Linked DNA regions of Mus musculus: region 1 is linked to region 2. A link is a loop called in an ENCODE intact Hi-C map of the cell type or tissue named here. Cell type or tissue: left cerebral cortex. All regions are shown on one strand. Links, peaks and the distances in the headings refer to the core of each region. The heading gives the core; the rest is flanking DNA.

Region 1 (2,800 bases), core at 189-2,688, 130 kb after region 2:
AAAACGACTTTGGAATTGATGTAGGACTTTCCCTTCCTCCAAGTTATTTCTTGTAGGCAGAAAATGATTTTGTTGCCATCTTGGGAGAACGAACAGATGGAAGGGTTTGGTTAAACCCTCTATGAGACCAGAGAATTTATAACAGTATTGATACTGTTTCACTCTTTCTACGAATGCAGGGGGAACAAAGCACGATAGTAATGTACTGATGATTTCGCCCACTGCAAATGCTGTCTTGCATTAGCTTTAGAGACGTGTCTCGGTGGGTTCCAAGGGAGGTGACGAAGTCCAGCATTCAGTAGGTTTCTGAGGGCTCTCTAGCTCTCTGCTTGCTTACATAGTAGTTTCCACACACACACACACCCAACCTATGCAGGCAGGTATAAGCACCTCCCCACAGATCCACTGTGTGTTTCTATAAGTGGGTCACAAGTCAGGACAGAAAGACAGGCTTCCAGAGGCAGACTGCAGCACTGTTCATCAATCTATCTGCTCTCCACACACACCCCTCCCCTTCAATTTAAGAAAGTGCCTGCCTAGGTGGATGAAGGGCTGGCAAGCTCACAGCAATGATCACTCAGGACCCATCACGTGGATGGCACTAAGCCATTTTTAGATCATTTTCTCAAGAATAATCCCTTACTGGATATTGAGATGGCTTTTGTGTGACTAGTCAAAGTCTCTGGATGGCTTTTATTTTAACTCTGATTTAGTCAGTCACCTTTAGGCCACTCCTGTCCATTCATCCCCTCCTCTTCCCCAACACCTCCCCTTCTTCATGTCCCCTTCTCCTTCTCTTTCTCCTCTCTGTACTCTTATTCCTCTTTACTCCTCTTCTTTCTCACTCTCTTCATCCTCCTCTCCTTCCTCCTCCTCTTCCTCCTCCTCTTCTCCCTCCTCCTGCTCTCCACCCTCCTCCTCTCCCTCCTCCTCCTCTTCATCCTTGTCCTCTTCCTCCTTAGATATGTGACCAGCTGCGATTTTGCAGATAGCCTGCAAAAGGATCTAGATGTAGCTACAGAGAGGCCACCCTGCCTTTCACAGTTGACCTAAGTTTACCCAAACTCCACACCACCTTTGTCCTACAAGGGGTCAGCTGAGAATGTGGAGCACCCATGGTGGAGCACTTGAGGATCTGAGCTAGGTGGGGTTATCAAGCATTCTCACGGGTGCTTCTTCTAGGGAGCAGAGGACATGAGTAGGTTCAGGTCCTCCTCTGTGGCCACTAAGCTGGATACAACATACCCCTGCCCACAGGAAGCCCTTCTCTGAAGCACCAGGATGTTACTTATCATTCTTTTGTACCTGGGTGTCCTCCATGAGATGGCAGCAGAGTTAGTTGAGTGGAGGAGGTGCCACTCGGTAGTGGAATAGAGTGGAAATCCATGTGATTTCCATGAGAGAGCTAGAGTCATGCAAATCTGTGCCTCCAAGTTTGTGAACTCGAATTTCAAGCATGGCAGCATTATTAATTGACAGAACTACTTTATCCGACATCGGACACGGACTCCGATAAATCAGAACGCCTCCCAGCCAAGGCCTGTGGGATCCTGCTGCATTTACCCTGATTTATCGTGTATTCGGTGTCAAGTGAGCTGCTGCTTAAGCCAAGAGGAAAGTGTGTTGAGGAAGAAGATTCAAAAGCTGCCTCCCTCGTCTTCATCTGGTCCTTGAGGTTGAATGGTGCTGACTGGACTTGAAGTACAGCATGGCGTAGATGTTAGAGCCAGGGCCCTGGGCCCTGAGGGAGGACGGCCCAGGGCCACAGGGGAAAAGGGTATCTGTGAATAGTCTAAGAAGTAATGTGGGTCTGAGCGGAGGCTGCTGTTCTTGTCCAGCTAGCCATGAGCTGAATGATCATTTTCTCCTTCTTTACTTCCCCTTCTCCTTCTTCCCCTTCTCCTACCCCTTCCCCTCCCCATTCCCTTTCTACCTCTTCTTCCTCTTCCCCTACCTTTTCCCCTTCTCCCCTTTCCCCTTCCTCTTCTTCTCCTCCTACTCCTCTTTTTCTTCTTTTTCCTCCTCCTCCTCCTCCTCGTCCTCCCCCCCCACCTTCCCTGTGTCTAATTAGAAGTAGGGAGTGTGTACTAAAGCAGTGTAAAACGATGCTTGGATCCAGCTGCAGGTTTGGAAGTGTTCACCACCATTAAACCAACTTGAATTCTCTTACACATTTGGTGTGGTGAAATCGCTTAAGATCTGGCTTGCACCTGGGGTGGGGGACAAGAAACCAGGATACCCTGAGATACCATGACAGCAAAGAACCTCAGGGACATCTGCTCAGTGAGGGGAACCACAAGAGGACGGCGCTTCTGAGTGTCCCTTCAGTGGAACTCGGACATGCTCGGACCCTTCTTGAGCGGGTGTTGGCCTGTTTCTGCCAGGTTTCCCCTCGCCTGGGGCTGTGGCCTGTTTCCTGAGGATGGCTCTGGGGATGGTCACAGGCCTAGAGTGTTCCACTGATGTGGCTGAGCTCTCAACCGCTGTCTTCTAGGCAGAGCGAGTCTCTGTTTGTGGGGAGGTAGAGCATACTTTCCACCTCCTGCTCCTTGCCTCTGACCCAGTTGTTTGCACATACCCAGCACCTTTGCTCTGGGGGCCTTACTGCCTTTTTTCCAGCAGAACTCAAACTTTTTAGTCCGGAGAACTCTTCTGGCTCAGGGCCTGGAAAAAAGAATCACCTAGTCAGAATGCCAGATTACAGCTCACAAGGTTGCTTAGTCAGCAGAGAACAACAGCAAAGAGAGCTGGCGAGCTCGCTGGGGTTTTCCAATGCGCTGTAGTAGCGGAATCACTGTCC
Region 2 (2,800 bases), core at 79-2,578:
CCGAGATGAAGCGGTCGCTGAGGCGCGCGATGTCCTGGAGCTCCTTCATGAGCCGCCGGCTGCGCACCTGTGTGCAGTGCTGCTGGCGCGCCGCGGGCACTAGGCTGCCGCCCGCCGCCGCCGCGGCCACCGCGGGGCCCGGCCCCGCCCTGGCGCCCGCCGCCCGCTCCCGGGGGCCCCCGGCGCCCGCCGCCCCCGCCGCCCCCGCGGCTGGCTGCGGCTGCTTGTCGCGCGCGGCCAGTTCCGCCGCGCGCTTACTCTTGCCCTTGCCGGGCCCCGGGCTGGCGTCGCCTGAGCCCCCGGGGTGCTGCTGTTGCTGCTGCTGCTTGTGGCCGCTGCTCTTACCACCACCTTTGCCGCGCAGCGATGCGCTCTGCTGGCCGCCGCCTCCGCCACGGTGGTTGTGGTGGTGCTTGGGGTCCTCGGTGTCCCGGTTGTGCAGGCGAATGAGCCCGATTTTACGGAGCAGCGTGGCCATCTTAGGCTCGGCTCTGGCGAGGGGCTTGCCGGGGCTCCTGTTCCCCGAGCCGGATAGCTGGGACGCACGGGGCTTGTGGGGGGGAGGCAGACGACCGCTTAGTGGGGCGCGGCGAGGGCCACCTTAGGAGCCGGCGGCCGTGGCGCAGCGGAGCGGGCAGTACCAGCGCTCGCTGGCCGCCTTGTCGCCGCTGTCATATGACGGGTCTTCTCGGGCAAGGGCTCCGGTAGCCCAGGGAGGGGAGGCGTGGAGACGCGGCTCAGCTGCTGTTCCTGGCCGGTCCCTGGGCGCAGTCCCCGGACGCCGGGTGTCCGTGGTCCTTTGTGCGCGGCCGCAGACCCGCTGGTCCCGAGTCTAAGAGCTGCACCGCGGCGCGCACAACCGCCCGCGGTGCCCCGGAGACAGCGAGGTGGCCGTGGAGTCGCGCTGTGCGCCTGCCGGGCCGTGCTGCGCTGGCGGCTACCGCGGGGCCCGGGCCACTGCCGCTCTCGTTGCCGCCGCCGCTGCGGCTGCTGACATTGCAGAGGCGGCTGCTCCGTCTGAGCCGAGCCCGGCGCGGAGGGGGCGGCACTGCCGGCCGGGAGGGGGAGCGCGGGGCGGAGCCGCGGGCTTGACTGCACCGAGCCACCCCCGCCGCCAGGTTCCTGCGGCGACACACGCACGGCCGCTGGGGGGAGACAGCGGTACGCGCCCGCACCATTTTCTCCTGGCTGCGTGCTAGCTGCGTGCGCTGGGGAGCCAGGGGAGGGCTGGCCTGAGCGTGCTAATAGGGTCTCTCAGAATCACTGCATTCTTTGGGACCCTAAAACCTGAATGCTGTGTTTGAGGTCCGGGCCTTATATCCCATTTAACCTCCTTAGGACAACCAGAGGGAAAAGGTGGAAATCAACCTCTTTATTAATCCTTCTAACCAGAGGTATGAGCCCAATGTTTCTACGCAACACTTCTGGGCGGTGGGAGCCTAGAATGACAGAAGGAACACGTAAGGACTTTAAAGTCAGGGCGGAAAGCGGGATGAAAGGGTAGATCTACTGCAAACTTAAAGAACAGCCCGTTCAAAGTCACGACTAAAAGCAAACCTTTAGCCAATCCACTCAGCCCTCACTGGTTTGCTCCTTCCACCCCATCCCCTGCCTGCTGGCCGCAGCGTTTCGGCTTTCCATGGCCAGGCTGTGCGTGGTGGCTGCTTTCCAAAATGCAGCGGAGAATAACACCAGACGCCTTCTCTGGCGCTGACCGGTGCTAAGAGCGGGAAAGGACTTTCCGAGCAGCAACCCCCGTTGGCCACCCCCTCCCCGCCCCCCAGGGCTGCTCTCCTGAGTGAGGGACCTCCACAATACTCAAATGAGGGAGAGATCCGCCTTCCGCCTGCAGATTCACAGTCCACCCTGCCTTTCCTTCTTCCTTCAGCCTGTGGAAACTCACTTAAAAATCTGGTGAAAATTCCAACTAAAATCTATTTCAGATTAGCTCGAACTGTGACGGTTCCGGTGTGCAGCGTGTGGCCCAATGGCGTAGGCGAAACCAATCCCTCAAGAACAACGAATATTATCCCGCTGCCATCCTAACTGGCGTCAGAGCCTACTGCCTCTGCTGGTGTGTGGATGGGGGGAAGAGAGGGGAGGGGAAGCAGCTCAGCTCTTCAGGACAGGCGTTCCTTCTAGATGACAGCCCCTTGCCTTTCTGCCCCTCACATCTTTTACCAAATTTTGAGTTTTCACTGTGGAAAATAACTGGTGATGTCGCTGTGAAGACACAGACCTGGGTTTGGAGATTCAGATTTGGGGATAGATGTGTAATGGGGGAGCCAGGCTAGCTGGTGTAGATGAGGAGTAGAAGGTTCACACCCACCCAACATTGCACCTGGGAGAGGGTGGTTCTCCAGAGAGCCTGTCAATCCTTTGACTTTCAACAGGACCCACAGGGTGATTTGGACTAAGAACAACACAGACTATTTGGTGGAATCTGAGGGAAGCTGAATCAAGGTCTGTTTGTCCTGGGCTCCTGATTGCTTTGTTTAACACTGCATTCCACGGTAGCCTTCTCCTCCTCTTCTTCCTTCTCTTCCTCTTCCTCCTCCTCCTTACCATCATCATCATCATTTTCTTCTTCATCCTCCTCCTCTTCTTTCTCCTCCTCTTCTTCCTGCCTTCTCCTTCATCACCATCACCATCACCACCACCATCTTCCTCATCCTCATCTTCACTAGGGAAGGGCAAAAGGGTAGATCTGCCTGCAGTGTCCCAAGAGTTCCTTTAAGCATGCTGGCTGCATAAAGAAGGTGAAAAGGAGACACAGAGAGGGCTGGCAGATGTCTGTATC

The links. Hi-C counts contacts between places; a loop is a spot of excess contacts. Peaks named below come from ENCODE experiments on the same cell type or tissue, not always from the same donor. Only the 100,000 strongest peaks of a DNase experiment are listed, where the experiment ranks them.
Region 1: a loop joins it to region 2, with 10 times the contacts of the local background. A loop is called at or near these places in 2 of 42 quality-filtered maps.

Annotation. Positions count from the first base shown.
Region 1 is chr13:69,865,088-69,867,887 of GRCm38, forward strand. No RefSeq gene overlaps it. Among named protein-coding and RNA genes, the nearest start is that of Med10, 57 kb to the left of the region's middle. In left cerebral cortex, for the core only: no CTCF peak of the experiment used is centred there; a DNase peak (open chromatin) is centred at 1,383.
Region 2 is chr13:69,738,863-69,741,662 of GRCm38, forward strand. It overlaps Ube2ql1 (ubiquitin-conjugating enzyme E2Q family-like 1), which reads right to left and starts at 1,035. Exons shown (of 2, transcript NM_001145162.1): 1 at 1-1,035. The coding sequence starts at 478. In left cerebral cortex, for the core only: a CTCF peak has its summit at 1,142; DNase peaks (open chromatin) are centred at 454, 1,099, 1,613 and 1,964; H3K4me3 peaks cover 2,143 bases; H3K27ac peaks cover 2,132 bases.